3 separate regions of the Homo sapiens genome follow, and all the other regions are linked to region 1. Evidence: chromatin loops called from intact Hi-C (ENCODE). Cell type or tissue: MCF 10A. All regions are shown on one strand. Links, peaks and the distances in the headings refer to the core of each region. The heading gives the core; the rest is flanking DNA. Region 1 overlaps COG6 (component of oligomeric golgi complex 6). Region 2 overlaps LOC112268119 (protein SPT2 homolog). Region 3 has its middle 240 kb from the start of NHLRC3.

What was found. A loop is a pair of places that touch in the nucleus more often than their neighbours do. Peaks named below come from ENCODE experiments on the same cell type or tissue, not always from the same donor. Only the 100,000 strongest peaks of a DNase experiment are listed, where the experiment ranks them.
Region 2: a loop joins it to region 1, with 7 times the contacts of the local background. A loop is called at or near these places in 10 of 110 quality-filtered maps.
Region 3: it touches region 1 in a loop (11-fold over the local background); 5 of 110 quality-filtered maps call a loop at or near these places.

The regions. Positions count from the first base shown.
Region 1 is chr13:39,673,936-39,678,935 of GRCh38, forward strand. COG6 (component of oligomeric golgi complex 6) reads left to right here. Exons shown (of 19, transcript NM_020751.3): 5 at 3,533-3,644. Among named protein-coding and RNA genes, the nearest start is that of MIR4305, 12 kb to the left of the region's middle. In MCF 10A, for the core only: no CTCF peak of the experiment used is centred there; a DNase peak (open chromatin) is centred at 2,576.
Region 2 is chr13:39,608,505-39,615,268 of GRCh38, forward strand. It overlaps LOC112268119 (protein SPT2 homolog), which reads left to right. Exons shown (of 4, transcript XM_035861111.2): 4 at 1-492. Among named protein-coding and RNA genes, the nearest start is that of LHFPL6, 8.7 kb to the left of the region's middle. In MCF 10A, for the core only: a CTCF peak has its summit at 3,723 (motif pointing left); a DNase peak (open chromatin) is centred at 3,707.
Region 3 is chr13:39,270,684-39,277,447 of GRCh38, forward strand. No RefSeq gene overlaps it. Among named protein-coding and RNA genes, the nearest start is that of NHLRC3, 240 kb to the left of the region's middle. In MCF 10A, for the core only: a CTCF peak has its summit at 3,540; no DNase peak of the experiment used is centred there.

The DNA.
Region 1 (5,000 bases), core at 1-5,000:
TCACAATTTCTACTTCCATTCTGTCTATTTTATTAAACCCTTATCAGCATTAGATATCATCTTTAAAAACTTTGCCAATGTAGATGAAAAATATTATCACACCATTTTATTTTTTATTTTTATTTTTAATTTTTTTTAAATTATACTTTAAGTTCTAGGGTACATGTGTACAACGTGCAGGTTTGTTACATATGTATACACGTGCCATGTTGGTGTGCTGCACCCATTAACTCGTCATTTACATTAGGTATATCTCCAAATGCTATCCCTCCCCCCTCCCCCTACCCCACGACAGGCCCCGGTATCACACCATTTAATTTACATATCATCGAATAGTGATGAATCGACATGTTTCTCATTTTGTTTTGCCATTTATATTTCTTTACTTTTTTTGTTTTGGTTTATATCTTATGTCCATTTAAAAAATTATTTCGAAATTATTTGGTGTAGGTGAACCTAGAGGTAGAATTAAGATACGACAGAGATAAGTTTTCAAGAAAAAGAAAAGTACCACAGGATTCATAAATCATGTTCTGGGCTGATTTGAAGGAATCATGAAAATTAAGTAGTCCGTTTATTTTAAATACTTAGGCAGTATACGACTGGACATACTGAAAATTGATGTACATGTGTTTATATACAGTAATTCCCAACCTTGTCTATGGTTTTGCTTTGTGTGGTTTCCATTACTTATGGTCAACTGCAGTCTGAAAGTAATAAATGGAGAATTTCAGAAATAAGCAATTTGTAAGCTTTAAATTATGTACCATTTTGAGTAGCATGATGAAATCTCAAGTGGTTGGCTCCCACTTTGGTGGGACATCAGTCATCCCTTTTTCTAATGTGTGATGCTATATACACCACCACTCAGTAGTCACTTAGTAGCCGTCTCAGTTATCAGATTGAAAAACAGTACGTGTAGGATTTGGTACCGTCAGCAGTTTCAGGCATCCACTGGAGGGTCTTGGACTATATCCCCCGAGGATAAGGGGGGACCATTGTAATTACTTCTTAAAAATAAGTGGGGATTCCTATACATACTTTCTCGCAACTTTTTATACCTATAAAATGCCTTATGGATCATTTTGTTAGTACATATAGATCTACCTCAGTTTGATCTATTATGTATTTTTCCATAGTGTATATTTCACATATTATTATTTATTTATATAATATACAGTGATTGCACAAACATAATCTTAAATACGCTAGAAGTTATAATTTATATGTTATGTTAATATTTATCTCCTATACTTTTTACTTAGACATTGAAAGCCCTCTAAAAGTTCCATATGTTGATGTAAAGTAAGGACAAGGTCTGTGTCATAAGTGCCTTTTATCACACTCGTCTCTGGCATAGGCCTTATACATTGTGAGTCTCCAATAATGTTATTTGAATGAGTGAATATTCCCAAACCAAATCACTGGACCATCTAACAATAACTTCCTGTCAGAATGGTTGTGAAAATTTACCTGGAAAGAATACATGTGGTAAAACTAGAGTAATATGATAATAAAAAATATATTAGAATTTATTGTCACTACTTTTAAAGTTACCATCTTGATATATTAAACTCTTGTTTTAGTACTGTGCCCATTATAAAAATATTTTTGCACCATCTCTTTTGTAGCTATATATAGAGCCTGTGTTTCTGTCTTTATCTCATGATTGATTTTTAGATCCACATTATTTGGAATGAATTGTAATGATTAAGGGGTATGATCAAGGTGGGTAGCATTTGTTTTGGTTACAACAAAATGAAACTATAAACTAAAGAGACAAATTTTCCTTTGTGCCTAATAAATTGATTCTAAAGATAGATCCAAAAAAGCTCCCAAAAACATTTTATTTCACATGGTTAATTTGCATAGTCTCAAGGAATTTGATGAAATTTTATAATTACTTTAAATTCTTAATGATAATGACTGGAACTTTTAAAAATATAAAACAAAACCTGTTAAGGTAACTCTTTAAGCTTTTAAAAATTCATTTTTAATTTATAATTGACATATAATGATTATATATATTTATGGGGTACAATGTAATGTTTCAAGGTAATTACCATATCTATCACTTTAAACATTTATCATTTCTTTGTGGTGACAATATTCAAACTCTTCGCTATCTTGAAATACCACTGCATTGTTATTTGCTGTAGTCACCCTAGTTTGTAATAGAACAGTAGAACTTACTCTTCCTAACTGTAACTTTGTACTCGTTGACCAATCTCTTCCTGTCCCCTTCTCCCCACTATCTTCCCCAACCTCTGATAACCATGATCTCTCACCATACATAAAAATAAACTCTAAATGGATTAAAGAGTAAACTATACGACCCCAAGTTGTATAACTACCAGAAAAAAAATAGGAGAATTGTTTCATGAAATTGGACTGGGCAAGAATTTTTTGAATAAGACCTCAAAAGCACAGGCAACAAAGCAAAAATAAGATAAATATTAAGATAACTTTTAGATATCAATAATAAGATGATTAAGAACATGACATTTAAATCTGTGTATATTCAATTAGGTGATTTATCATTTGAAATAAACAGATCTTTGCTGCCACCTGGAGGATTTTTGCTTGTAAATTTCTTTATTCAGTAGGAGCATTAGCATTCAACTTTGAATTTAAAACCTCCATCCCAAAGGTGCAAATAAAACAGAGGTGGCAGATGCATTGTACCATCTATACAAATAGTGTTTATGTTTATCTTTGTTCATTCTTATTTGAATTTTGTTTAATTGTGGAATATTACTATTCTCTGAATATTGCTAGTGAAATACTTTTATAACTTTATTTATATATTTTCAGTTCTGAGATACAGAAACCAGGAATGTTGAGTTTCTGTTCAAGTAGTTTGTGTTCCTAACTTGCCTGTGGGTATTGATTCTTCTCAGTCCCATAGGTCCTTGAGTGTGCCTTTTTCCGTCAGCTAGTTTAGATAGGTTGCACTCATATAATTTAAAAGGTTGTTTTTATTACTATATTTTGTAGAAAAAGTGGGGAAGACCAAAGTGGATAAGTGACTAGCAATTTATGGAGAATTAATAAAGGAGTTCTTCTATAACATAAAATAAACTAATAAATTTGATTTTTGATATGTACGTCATGTGAAAACTTAAAAGGCTTAGGAATTGTTTTAGTGACTGAAAAGAAATTGGTTGAAAACAGGAACATATTTCTCTCTTATAAAAGCATCTAGCAAACTGCAAGGTGAACTATTTAAGTACTTGTAAGTGGCTGCAAATTTGTAATGCAGGGACCATGCATGGACTTATTTGTTCTTTTGCGTAATGATCAACTCCATTTATTGTGTGCAAGTATCTGAAATAGAACAATATTAGCTAATTTTATCACCTACATGTCTGATAAAATTCTAATATTTGAGGCAGAAACAAGACTTTTGAAAATATTGAGAACTTTTCATACCTTTGTTTTAAAAATTTATTATGTCTGAGATAGAATTTGTTTTAAAGCTATGCAACTGTGTAAGATGCTTGATTTTTATTGCTTGTTTTGAAAATTACAGCCAAAAATTAGAGATAAGAGCTCAAGTTGCAGATGCCTTCTTATCCAAGTTCCAACTGACTTCTGATGAAATGAGTCTTCTCCGAGGTACAAGAGAAGGACCCATTACTGAGGTATCCTGGCTTTCTGTTATAATCATTTAAAGTTTAGTAGTTACAGATATTAGAGAGAAATTGCTTTTTTGAAGCTTTATTTTCCCATTAAAAAAAGTTTCATCTGAGAATATTTTTATGTTTGGAAATTTAAGATGTGTATTTTAATTATATTTTTCAAAGTAATACATGTACTTTTTAAAAAGAGTCAAAGTTATAAAAAGAAAATCTATGTCACCTATTTTACTCTTCCTCACCTCTAGGTCTTTTGTCAACCATTTTCAATGTTATTAATTGCTTCTTTTGTAAATTCTATATTCTAGATCTATAGTTAAAAAGAATATGCTTTGATTATCTATGTTAACTATTTTCTATTGATTCTCTATTGTGAAATGTGAGGATTTAGCCTTCTACCCACTCTGTCTCCTCCCCCAACACAGATAGTACACACATATGTTCTCTTTATCTCCTTCATACATCATAGTACAGTTAGACCACATTTTCTATTTTCTTTTCCTTTTTTTTTGAGACAGGGTCTCGCTCTGTCAACCTGGCTGGAGTGCAGTAGCACGAACACAGCTCACTGCAGCCTCAACCTCCCAGGCTCAAGTGATCCTCTCATCTCAGCCTCCCAGGTAGCTAGGGTATCCAGGCATGCACCACCACTCCTGGCTGATTTTTTAATTTTAATTTTTAGTAGAGATAGGATCTCACTGTGTTGCCCAGGCTGGTCTTAAACTCCTGAGCTCAAGCGATGTGCCTACCTCGGCCTCCCAAAGTGCTGGGACTATAGGTCTGAGCCATAGTACCTACCCACACATTTTTCATTTTCATTACAGTGACATTACAGTGATTGCATGTTCTTTCTTTTATAACTTTGTGTCTTTCCTTGGGTTAGAAATCACTTGTTTTTTCATCTAATTAATTTTTTAAGCTATTCCATTTTTTCCAAACTGGCTGACAGAATTATATAACCTCTCAAAATGTTAAATAACAAGAAAAAGTTTCGTTTCTTTTTTTTTCCTTGAAGACATTCAATTTTTCCAGAAAGGAATCTTTTGGTCTTCTCGCTGGGAAGAACTGTAAACTTAAGCCTATCGTCATCATTGTGGGATCAGAGGGCAAGAAGGGTTCTTGAGGTGGGGAAGGGTTCTCACTGAGTGTCTCTGAGTAGGTATCACTTTTACTGGCTTGGCTAAAATGGAACCAGTCATTTGGGTGTAGAGAGGTAAATAGGTGAGAGAATTAATAGAGATATTATGTATTAGTATGTACTGCCCTCATGTTTTGAGGAACTTTGCACATATGAAATATTTGACATATCATTTTTTCTCCCCTTGGTAGAAATTAGAAAATGAGGGTTATTATTATTATTAT
Region 2 (6,764 bases), core at 772-5,771, 65 kb before region 1:
ATTGCAGAAGATGGACCCTCCTTAAAGTGTGGCAATAGAAACAGGAACAGCTATGAAAATGGCTTATAAAATGTTTATTCTTAAAGTCTCAACTTTGAGCAATTCAGAGAGACAGAAATTCTCAGCATTATAAAATAGCCTGATACGAAAAGGTTCCTCTTAAATACAAACCAGCAAGAGAGAGATGCAGACAGGTGGGAGGTCCAAATGAGAACCAGTAGATAACAAAAGAGAGGCTTTAAGTAGGGGCAGGGAGGAGAGATTTTTTCCTTAACTTCTCCTGGATGTGGAGCTCATCATTTCTTTGTCAATAAAAAAATACATGATTTGTTCCTCGACACATGCTGCGAGATATCCCAAGAAATGCTCCACCAGCTGAAAACCTACCATCACAGTTTTCAGTACAGATGCAGTGAACAAGGTTTAAAAAAACATAGTTGGAGATCATAGTAAGTTCCTCCATTCTGCCATTTCCTTCCTCCCTTCATTCCTTTTTTCTTTTCTTTTTTTTTTTTTTTTTTTCTTTTTTTGAGACGGAGTCTCACTCTGTCGCCCAGGCTGGAGTGCAGTGGCGCGATCTCGGCTCACTGCAAGTTCCGCCTCCGGGGTTCACACCATTCTCCTGCATCAGCCTCCCGAGTAACTGGGACTACAGGCACCCGCCACCATGCCTGGCTAATTTTTTGTATTTTTAGTAGAGATGGAGTTTCACTGTGTTAGCCTGGATGGTCTCGATCTCATGACCTCGTGATCTGCCCGCCTCAGCCTCCCAAAGTGCTGGGATTACACTTCTCTTCATTTCTAAATTGCCCTTTCCCTTCACAAATCCCTTCTCAAGACTAATTTAAAGGGGCATTGATTGCTATGACATTTTACTGCAATGAGTCCATTATATACATGGGGGAAAAATCTCAGGGGACAAGTGATCTCTCAGATTTCCTGCACTCCATCTCCAGTAGTCTATGAGTGAGATAGTGCATTGCTTTTAGAATGCTAACTCTCCTATTTGTATGCATATATTTACCATAGCTATCTCAACATCCTATTAAATCGGAGTTGCCCATTTCATTTTCGATGAACTTTCTTTCATGTGTTTGATAGACGCAAGACACCCCCCACCCCATAGAAACTGTATTTGTCTAGTTACATACAATTTCTAAACATAGTGATTTGTATGACTGAATTCCCCAGGAGCTTTCATGGAAATGAGGTAGATACCGTCTGTGACCTGCTCCCAGTGTTGCTGTCTGCATTATTCATTTAAAGTTTGCAAATTACTTTGGACTATGAAGTGCCATAGAGTTTCTATGTATTATTCTTTTATGAATTAAAGTAGCATATAAATATTAAATTAATAACTTATTTATAAGAAAAAAAGTGAAGCGTTAAATCAGATTTAACATAGCAAATACTTCATATTAAACCATCAAAATTGAAAATGTCCATAATACGTAATATATATACTTTTGCTACGTGACCCAGTTTGCATTTTAAAGCAGTACATAATTACGTTTAATACTGAATCAGGGTCATGCTTCTGCTGCTTTTAAGTTATTTTTTTCTTCCAGGGTCAAAAATCATCTCTGTTTTTTTCAACATTATGACTATGTTTTTTGGTTTGTGTTTTTATTTTTCCATAATATGTAGAAAGATGAATATTATGGGTATATAGATTAAAAAAAAGTGTAATATTTGCTGAAATATTACTGTTTATTGACCAATATGCCGGCTACACCAGGGCTGTACTATGGAGTCATGTGGAAAAGAGGGAACTGCGAGGCAGGTGGATCACTTGAGGTCAGGAGCTAAGACCAGCCTGGCCAACATGGTGAAACTCCATCTCTACTAAAAAAAAAAAAAAAAAAAAAAAAAAATTACACAGGTGTGGTGGTACACACCTGTAATCCCAGCTACTCGGGAGGCTGAGGCAGGAGAATCGCTTGAAACCAGAAGGCAGAGGTTGCAGTGAGCCAAGATCACACCACTGCACTGCACTCCAACCTGGGTGATAGAGTGAGACTCCTCCTAAAAAACGATAATAAAATAAAATAATTTAAAAAAAAGAAAAGTAGGAACTAATTTTTAGCAGTTGGCACTGAGTTAAATTGTCAAAGATTGCATCTTAAACACTGTACTTGGTTGATTTGCCAGTTAGAGTGAATGACTGGATGAAAAGAGATGCTATTATATTTGGCTACTTTTGCCTTTGAAAGATCTATGTCTGTGTGACAAAAAGCTAAAGAGCAAGGGTGAGGTGACAAGAAGCAGAAGATACAATAAGAGTAGAGTTGAGAGCAGCATACAACATCAACCATATCAGCAGTTAGACAGCAGAGTTGGAGAGGAGGGAGAGAGAGGGAAAGGAGACAGAGATGGAGAGAGGGAAGGAAGAATAGAAGGAGAGGGAGAGAGAAGACTAAAATTTCATATGCTACCTTGACTTTGAGCCTAACATGTCGCAAAGGCCTAACTTTGGGTCAACTTGACACTCTGCAGTAGCTCACACCCCTATCCGGTGAAGCCCCTGCACTTCTGCAGATTCCTTGGAGAAACCCTGGTCTCCTCTCTCTGAGCTGTGGGTCTCACATCTGTCTCATCCTAGAGTTATCCTAGTAAATCCCAAGTGGTAACAGACTTCTTTATCTCCCAAGTAAGACCATACCAGGTAGCGGTTTTCCTAAAGGCTTACAGGATGACAAGGGAGGGGGATTGCAGTTTGGTTCTTCATAGCAGTTCACCCAAAATGGAATACTGGGCCTCCTAATCCTAGAACCCCTGCCATGGGGGATTTCACACAGGCTGCTGTCTCCTCAGGGAATTCTGCCTACTGCCAATTTGTACAGCCAGGCCAGTCCCTCTCCCTCCTTCAATGACTTCTCCTGCACCCCTAACTTTTTCTGAGCCCCTTGGCACCTCTCTCTTAGGCTGCGCTTGGAAAGGTAAGTCTTTCTTCTGTTCTCTGTATTGTTTGGCATTTCAGCATTCACCCTGTGTCTCCCTGTTGTTCACCCTCTGGGGGTGATCATGACCAAAGGCACTATAAGAGTTTTTCTGAGCCCCACCCCTTGCCCCAGTTAAAGAACAAAGTTATCTTGCTAAGGGAGTTTAGATTTGTGCCTTTCTAAAAAAATTAACTAGCTCAAATGTCAGTCTCCTTTTTAAAAACATAAAGTAATCTTATTTAAAGTATATTATTAGAAAGGAAACCTCTTTAAGAACAACACATTTTCATCTATTTAGCATGAATTCTATATTGCCTTAAAGAGATACGTTGAGCCAAAATGTTAAAATAAGAATCCCACATAACTCCTGGTCTAAAGAAAAGCATATAAAAATACACTGCTCAGCTGCCTTCAGAGAGATCTACCTTTTCCAAGAAGACTCAGAACGGGCTTCTGACCATCATAATCAGAATGCACTGCCTTCAGGAGCGGAAGGAACACTACATGGGGAGTCAGAAACCTGAGTTCAAATTCTGAGACTGGATCTTCAACATGCTAATTATGACTCAAATATCACGTCTATTATAACCTATTTACTCTCAACAGTGTCTTTATCTAATAAAATTATTCACCATTATATATGATCATTTGCCTTAGATGACATGAATCAGTTCCTTTATTCATATTAGCAATTGGTAGAGCTTGAATTAATGACAGTGCTTGGATTGTAATGCAATTTTCCTGACTGTTAAGTACTTGTTTCTTTATACCAGGCGCCTCCTAGTGGCAGAAATGCAGCAAAAAGGAGATTGAATCTTCAGTAATTTCTCTTCTAGGTGTAGGGATACAGGTTAGATTTCAGCTTAATTTTGTCTGACTTTTCTGTTAATTGATTAGTATCTCAAATGTCTCTACTCTTAACACATTAACATGGGCACAGGCTTGGCTTAGTATAGGTATATTGAAAGTGGCATTAAGTCAGGAGAAGCCCACGTTCTATCTTTGCTATAAGCTCCCTGTCGCTTAATTATATTTCTTCCTTTGCCTTTGTTTTCGTATATGTGGCTATTATTTCTTTCATGGTCATGATTCTCAATCAGAAATTATGTAGAGGTATTTACTTCACAGTTTTAAGTTTTTACTTACACTGCTTTTGATCTGAAAACATTGCAAGTCTTATTTCAACCTGGATATAACTTAGAAAACAAATAATTATGGTGCAGCAAAGAGAGGAAAAGCCTGATTTCCTTGATTCAAAGAAGCCTTTGGGTCTGGCTAAATAGACCGAGAATAAACATCCGGCGTTTGATTGATGCCTCCTAACTTGCAATTTTGTATATAAAGAGACAGAAAAGAGGGAGACACAAAAAGAAGCTCAATGCCACATCTAAACACTAAGGTAGAAGTCAGGAACACCCACTTCTGAGTTTGATGTAGCTGTTAAATTGTTGCTTGATTTTGGACAAGTAACAGTATAAAATGAGGAATCTGATCATCCTTCTGTTCTCTGCTCCCAACAAAGCTGTATGGTTGTCTTAGTTCCTTAGGGCTGCTGTTAGGTTGGTGCAAAAGCAATTGCAGTTTTTGCCATTACTTTTAACGGCAGAATACCATAACAGAATACCATGAATATATGTAACAGAATACTTAACACAATATAACAGAATACCATAAATCAGGTGCCTTCTAAACACAGAAATATATTTCTTACAGTCCTAAAGGCTGGAAAGTCCAAGATCAAGACACTGGCAGATTCAGGGTCTGGTGAGGGCCAGCTTCCTGGTTCATAGACAGCTGTCTTCTCTTGTGGTGTCCTCACATGGCAGAAGGAGCGAGGGAGCTCTCTGGGATCTCTTTTATAAGGGCACTAATCCCATTATGAGGGCTCTGTCCTCATGACCTGACCACCTCCCAAAGGCCCTGCCTCTGAATACCGTCACATTGGGAGTTAGGTCTCAATGTTTGAATGTTGTGAGGGTTATAAACATTCAGCCTATAGCAATGATTTACATAAAGTTTGTGGAATGAGACTGATAAAGTAATTACCAATAGCCAGTCAGGTTGGTATCAGAAAATTTCTTGCTGTAGTATGTTAGCTACGTGAGATAAACTTTTTGAAGATTAAACAAACCACAGCAGGGATATAGGTGAATGAATGCACCATTGTGCCACTGATTAACTTTTCTCCCATTTCTTATTCATATACTACTTAGATAAAATAATACTCTTTAATTTTTTTAAAGCCATAATAATAATTCCATTACACTAATCAGTACTAATCAGTGCTGGAGAACGATGAACAATCTGATGTCAGGCATCCAAATGTACTAAATTCATCCAAACCATCAGTTTTAAATCATTTATTTCCCTACCCAGGTTCTTCATAATTTCTATTCTGCCATCTTAGAAGTTATTTAGTTAAAAACAGTTCAATACATTCAAATCTACAGTAAATGTCTGACAATCTCTTTTAAGATGAATTATAGGGGACAATTGGTTTGCCAGGAGCATGCTAAGGTCAAGACCCTAAACATAACATAGTACAATGAACATAATTCCAATTGCTTTTTTCTGTTTAATATTAAAAAGAAAAGATTTTTTTGTCTACGTGCTTTTTTCAGATTTTCTTCAAGTGTTGACATGTAATAAACTTAAGTAGAAGCATCAGAAATAGCATAATGATTTGCTGCTACCAAGACAGGATTGATCTGAATTTGATTTAGCCATAGAAATACCTCCTGTGAGAGGAAGGCCAGGTGTAGTTTAGAGGAGGCAGATTTGGGCATTGCCACTCCCTGGTTTTCTTATCTCAGGTAAGTTACTTAGTGATATGGTTTGGCTGTGTCCCCACCCAAATCTCATCTTGATTTGTAACTCCCACAATTCCCATGCGTTGTAGGAAGAATCTGGTGGGAGGTGATTGAATTATGGGGGTGGGTCTTTCCTGTGCTGTTCTTGTGATAGTGAATGAGTCTCATGAGACCTGGTGCTTTAAAAACAAGAATTTACCTGCACAAGCTCTCTCTTTGCCTGCTGCCATTCATGTAAGACATGACTTGTTCCTCCTTGTCTCCCGCCATGTTTGTGAGGCTTCCCCAGCCACATGGAACTATAAGTCCAATTAAACCTCTTTCTTTGTAAATTGCCCAGTCTCAGGTATGTCTTTATCAGCAGTGTGAAAAGGGACTAATACACTTAGCCTGTGTCTAAAACTCAATATGCTCATGGGCAAGGTAGAGATAATAATCTCTGCCCATAGAGTTATTCTAAAGACTAAATAAGATAATATATGTAAAATACTTAAAGCCATGCCTGACATGTAGCAACTGCTCAATAAATGGTGGCTATTATTGTATCAATAATAAGTTTTCTCTTTTATTATTCTAGGATCAGTTAGCAAGAAATAATCCAACACAGTCAAACTTACAATAAATGTCTGACTTACCCTTTTAAGATAAATTGTTATATGAAACTAATATGAACCTTCTTTTAAAAACATGATTATTCAACATGCAATCTATTATGTTTTCCACAGTTTATTTTCAAAGAAAAGACAAATTCTGACCAAGTTTTTCATAGAAATAAAAACATCAAACAGTACCCTAATTTTGATGTATTGATCAGCTTACTATCTTGAACAAAATGGTGGCCAATAAAGACTTCTCAATGGACATGATGTCTGATACTTTGATACATTTTAATGAAAATCAAACAATGGAGAAGTGATAGAAATATATGTTTACTCTGAGCTCAAGAAATCTGAGAGAGGGCTGGTCACGGTGGCTCACACCTGTAATCCCAGCACTTTGGGAGGCCGAGGTG
Region 3 (6,764 bases), core at 972-5,971, 400 kb before region 1:
TTTATTTCTATGTTTTGATACATAGATACCATTGTATTACAATTGCTGCAGTATTCAGTATAGTAACATGCCATATATTTTGTAGTCTAGAAGCAATAGGCTGTATCATATAGCCTAGGTGTGTAGCAGGCTATACTATTTAGGTTTGTGTAAGTATACTCTGTAATGTTTGCACCACATCAAAATCACCTAATGACACATTTCTCCAAATATGTCCCCACTGCTAAGCAATGCATGGCTGTACATGTTAATTAAACATTATTTTATTTATAATTAACATGTGTACCACAAATTAACACATCAAGCATTGTAAAAATGCATATATTCAACTTGGTCAAAAAATTATCCTTGGGAAAATTATCTTATCAGGATTACGTTATGTTCAGGCATATAAAGTATTCTTTGAGTCTACTTAACTTAGGATTATATTCATGTCAAGGCATTGTTTTAAAGAATTTTTGCTGGAAAGTCATTAAAATGTCAAAAAGAGAAAAAATTCTTTCCAGAGTCAATGAATGTCAGTCATGGAAACAACACGTATATCATCAATGCCCTATCTCCTTTTCTGTTCTCATCCCAGAAGTGAAGAGATCAGTTCTTCTTTGCAGAGCACCAGAAGCAGTAATCACTTGCAAAACAAACTAAAGTGCTAAGAAAAGAATTACCTTCCCTTCAGTACAGCTATGCAAGTAATTAAGAATGACTTCTTGGGTTTTTTAAATTAAGAACTTTTTTTTTTAGAGACGGGATCTCTGTTTTGCCCAGGCTGGAGTGCAGTGGCTTTTCTCAGGGGCAATCATAGCACACTGCTGCCTCCAACTCCTGGCCTCAAGAAATCCTCCCGCCTCAGCCTCAGCCTCAGGGATAGCTGGGACTACAGGTGGGTACCACCCAGCCCAGCTTAAAGGCTTCTTCTTAAAAGTCCTGGAGGAAAAAAAAACCTTAAAATTTGGAGGCTCGATGAAGCCCGAAAGAATGATAGTCTGTTGGTGAAACTGAGATAAAAAAGGAAGGTTTGGGAGATGGTGTGTCTGATAACTGGATCATATATTTTGAGTCTGAAGTGGTGTGGTACAACTAACGGGCCCTGAAAAGGAGTGTGTTGAGCAAGACTGAAGGTTCTCAAACTTAAAAGCACATTAGAATCAATCGCAGAACTTTTATTGATGGCAGCCCATCTCCCTTCTCCAGAAGGGGAATTCAGTGGGCCTTGGGTGAGGCAAAGGCATTTTTTAAGTGCCCTGGCTTAGGGTGGTAAATCTCTTGGACAGATACAGAAGTCAGGTTCAGTCTGTTGAGGTGGAGTAATTATTCCCAGCTTAAGTCAATGTGGTTGGTTGATAAGAAAAATGAGAGGGGGTCAGACCCAGGTTTACATTCCATTCTGCCACTTCCTGGGTGTTGGGATCTTTGACAAGGAAATTAACTTTTCTGAGACTCCCTTCCCCTATTCTGTATTATATAGATAATAATATCTCTTTTATAAGACTGATGTGAAAAGATGGAAGGCTGCTGGCTTATGTCCCCAAATATTTTTATTCTTTTTTTCTCCTGTTCCTACATTGAAGTCTTGGAAAGGTGGTTATTTTTAAGCCATTTGGATAGTTACTGATTTGTAGCATGTACTTACTTTTCTGTGAAATAAAAAAGTTAATGACCAATTATGATCTTCTGTGCTGACCATGTTGCACATTCTATTTACTGGATGCCAAGGGGGCAATGATAGCCATGGTACTGATTAATAGAGTCTTGTGACAGATGGGATTCATTTAAACTTCTAAGACAGTAATTGCTTACATTCAACTGTGGAAAGTCTACATTAAAAATCCAGATGGAACATGGAACTTACTTTCAATGTGCGTGTATAATGTATACTGGTATTAAACATGCAGACACATACATATCTCTGTGGCCTTCATATATATCTATGAAGACTCATGTGTACTTCATTTCCTTGTACACATCATAGAACTCAAAATTCTCCATTTTCCAAGTTATGCAGGCTATTTTGACAGAAAAATAATAATATTGTAACCAAGAAATAGTCTGTGAGCCTTAGTGATGAAATAAAGGATGGAAAGGAAGGAAGGAGGGAGGGAAGGAAGGGAGGGAGGGAGGGAGGAAGGAAGGAAGGAAGGGAGGGAAAGAGAGAGAAAGAGAGAAGAAAGAAAGAAAAAGAAAGAAAGAGAGAGAGAAAAGAAAAGTAAAGAGAAAAGAAAAGAAAGAGAAGAAGAGAGGGAGGGATGGAGGGAGGGAGGGAAAAATGTAAAAGAGAGAGAAAAAGAAAGAAAGCAAGAGAGAGGAAAGAAGGAAAGGAAGGAAAGAAAAAAGCCCAGTGAATTGGACCAGAAAGAAATATCTAGGGAGGCCTTTAAGGTAATTTGTGCTAATGATGTAGTTTGCAAATCTAGCTGAATTAAACATTCAATCTGCCCACTCCCATATGGAAATGTTTCTACTGACATTGTTCCCTTGGCAAACACCCATCTTCTCTTAATCATTAGAATTTATTAACTACAGTACTAGGAAAGAGAGCCAAACGCATGTGGCCACAAAAATGCCTTCTCATTGTTATTCAACTTTAAATAATAATGTACAAAATTATATAATATAATCCAATAATAATCATTATTATTGTGGTTTTCAAACTTGGCCTTCCAACTCCTCATTTTTATTTTCCCTGTCTTGAGTTCCAAAAAACCAAAGCTGAAGACAAAGTTCATATGAAATTGATTTATTAAAGGAATGCTTATGGGGGGATACTTTTTCACTGGTCTCTCCTATTTCTGTGTATGTTATAAATAGAGACACTGGCTGCATTTATTCTTAATTGTTTTTTCAACGTATTTATATAGCAGAGCCATGGAAGCTAGAGACACTGTCTTCATCCATAACAAAAGGTAGGTGTGTTTATTGTTTAGTATAGTAAAGATAACATTTTCTTCCAAGACAAAGGTTAGGCAAGTTTGCTTAGTTCTCAATATAAAAGATTGAGGTTCCCTAAACTCAAGTTTTCTCTTCTGTAATGCAACCTACCGTGTATCCAAGTGTCATCCGGCTCTCTTTGCATCACCCTGTGGATAATGCCACTTGCCATAAACTGTTCTTTGTCTCTGACACAAGAGTCTCCTTTCTTCTTCTAGCATCCATGAAACTGTGGCAGGTTAACTTATTAGCTTGCAAGTAAAAACCAATCTCAGACCTTTAAAGTCCTGACCGCTTTAGCAATAAGGATGGGGTTCTGCTAAAGACATGATTTCTGAAAGGGGAAGAATGAAGGCTTCTTGAACCAATTAAGAGAATGTGAAATACATTCAGGGGAATCTGTAGTGAATATCCTGACCAAGTTGTATGGTCAGCCAGGCAAAGAGTAGTCCTCAATTTAATACCTGGTAATGAAAATGAGGAAGGTGGTTGCAGGTCGAATCCTGGGAAGTAGGTTAAAAGACAGCTGCCAGGTGGCGCCTTTGTTGTTGCTAATTTTCCTCTGCGTGGTGAGACTTCCTTAGCAATTTAGCCGTCAGCCTCAAGTCCACCCCACTGTCACAACTAGTATAAAAATGGGCAGCAGAAATTTCCAGCACTCTACAGAAAACAGTTATAAAGATGCACCCCTACACTAAAGTGTGAAAGGAGAAAAATTCACAACCACTAAGGGAAGAAATCAGTTGACTTGTTAGAACTTTGGTATACATACTGGGAAATTCTTCCAGAAACCAGGAGGTTGTAGAAATGAGAGAATTGCTGAGTGACAGTTCTCTATGGGTCTCTCATGTTTCTCCATGTCCTGGGAGCAGAGGCATTGGTTACCAATGCTCTGGACTATCTTTTACGAAGTGTTTGTATAGTGAACAGCTTTGGAAGACAAAGAGAGTAAATCCTTTCACAACAAAGTGCTGGTTTGCTTACTTCCTGTTATAAAAGATTCAGAATCCTGAAGCTCAGAGTGTTTGTAATGGAACTGCACGTGCAGTTGTCATCTGGCCCTGTTTGAAAATAAGGGCTTGGGGAACCTATGCCAAAATAATGATACTCTGGCTACTGCTATTGCTATGTGTACAAAATTGTTCTTTGTTTCTGACACAGGAGTCTCCTGTCTTCTTCCAGCATTGATAAAACTGTGGCAGGCTAACTTAGCTTGCAACTAGGGCAACCTACCCCTGTTCACAGTCCTTGACAGTGCTCTCAGGAGAAAACTGCAGGGGAGGGAGAGAAGCAGAATGGGGAAGGGGCAAGACAGTGAGTTCAGATGGAATCTATGCTTATCTCAATCTAATGGTGGACAAGTAGAGTTTAAATTGCACTTCAGAGTTCATCCTACTAGTGGTTTGAGTGGGTCTTTTTTATCCCCCGACCCCAGACAGTCATTGGTTTTTGGCCACCCAGGAGTGATACTGGGGAGAGCACACCATCCAAGCACCGCCTAACAGGAAGGCTGCAACATCCAGGGGAAGTCCTCCAGAGACAGCTGACTTATGGATTAGCAGCAGCACCCACAACAGCCTGTGAATAGAATCCCTAGGCACCAATTGCATCAGGTACACGGATATTAATTAAATGCTCCTAATGTGGACAGCAGTGTTTTAAGGTGAGTGTAGTTCAAGCCAAGGTTGCACAATGAAAGGAAGCAATTTTGGATTAGTATGATGGCTCTAGACAAGGTCAAATCAAGGGAGAAGCAATGACCTAGTGGCTCTAGAAGCTGGCCAGCAGCCTGCCAAAAGACAGTCATATTGGCAAAAAAAGAGAAAAGCTAGAGAAACAAAGATTTGTTTTCCTGCCTATGTGTTATCCTTCTGTTCTCCCCCTTTAGAATACGGTCCTTACAAACCATGGAAGAGAAGATGTGGCCTCTCCTAATTTGGAGAGAAGGGCAAGACATATCTTTTAAAAAGAAGATTTTAAAATTACATCAAATATGAATAAATTGCTGGGGTAAACTGTAGGGCCACTTCTGTAGTACTGATTTGTTGTGTTAGACAGAAGTTTTAAAATAAAAAAGAAGACATAAAATAAAAGATGTTTTTTTAAATAGGCATTCAGAGCGAGTTTTTAAAGCTTCAGAGCTATTCCGGGATAGCACCCCACCAAAGTGATAAGTCATGCTTCTGGAACAAAATAGCATCTTTGGATTGTGGCAGCCCCACGTACCCAATGTTATGTACTTTTGTCCAAATAACTTTTGTAGAGCAAGAAACTCTCCTTAAATCACACTAGTTTCTAGTAACTGTACTTCAGCAGTTACATGAGATAAAAAAATTAAAATGTCAATAGCAAATGTCTCTGCTAAGGGTGCCTTCACAGTTGATCAGCTTGATAGTGCTGTAAAAGGCAGCCTGTGCTTTGGGCCTATTTTGGGTCAGCCATATGATCATTTGTCCACATTGGTCCAGTAAATACAACCTAGAAAAGACTACTTTCTGTGGTAGAAATGAACAAAGAGTGTGAGCAGTTAGCGCAACATCCAGAAAACTCCTTTTGTCTTGTAAATCGTAAGTTAGATTGGATAGATGTAATTGAGAAAGTTCAGACTTAATAGGACCAATCCGAGTCATAGAACTTTAGGGGACATTCTGAGCAATGACAAACCTGATGGGCATTTATTGAGTTAACTCTCTACAATCTGGTTTGGGCATTTTTTTTTTATCAGTCTGTACTACCTCTTTTCTTCATTTTTGCGGGGAACATAAGGAAAGATCGTGATAGCTTAAATAAAGTTTCTGGTAAATTTTTGAGTGAATAAAGCTACATTTTCAGAAATGTAAATATATGATGACAACTATACAACAAATAGAGAACCCAGAATTAAACTGGATTATGCAAAATAGCCTGGCAGATGCCACATTCTTTGAAAGGATCAAAAATATTTGCCTCTCTTCTATTTGGCTCAAGAGTATGTTTTATTTGGGTGTTTCACTGACTCTGCAATATTTTAAGTAGTTATTAAATACGTTTGCCATAAAAGCTTAGCGGTCTTGTCCTGTAACAGGCCCTCTTAACTCATTTGTGTTAGTTCTTGGACTCTGAGAACTATTTGGGTTTATAACCTTTGATCTGTTTTTTTCAATATCAGAATCAAATGAATAGATAGATCCTAATAAATGATTTCATATGAGTAAGGTCTGAATATGCTGAATGCTCTATGACGAAGATATTGTGACAATTGACTTCAGGAATAAAAACATGATTTCATAATAAAAATAATTATTATGGAAAAGTAACTCTCAATAATACATACATTCTTCAGAAAGTATTATAGCATTTTCTTACTTTAAAATATTACATATAGATGGAAAGATAGATATAGCATGTATTTTAAATTAACAAATACACGTAAGGTAAAAGTTCATGAAAAACCATGGAGGTCATGAGAAAGAACTTGGGCACTATCCCCATAAACCTAAGTCCCTATAGCCTTGCAAATTATACTCACTACCTGCCCCACTCCGTAAAATGTAACCACTCTTCTAAATTTTGTGACAATAACATCTCTTTTTTTATAGTTTTACCATGTGCAAATGACATTGATAAAGTAAGATTTTAGTTTTGCATGTTTCTGAACTCGTGAGATCATACTGCATATGTGACTTTGTGTCTTGTCTTTTTAACTTAGCAACATATGTGTAAAATTCATCCATGTTGATGTTTGCAGCAATAGTTTACTTGTGTACATTTTATATAAATTTTATAGATGTATCATAATTTATATATCATGTTGACATATATGGTTTTCAGTTTTGAAATAACGCTACAGGTATTTTAGT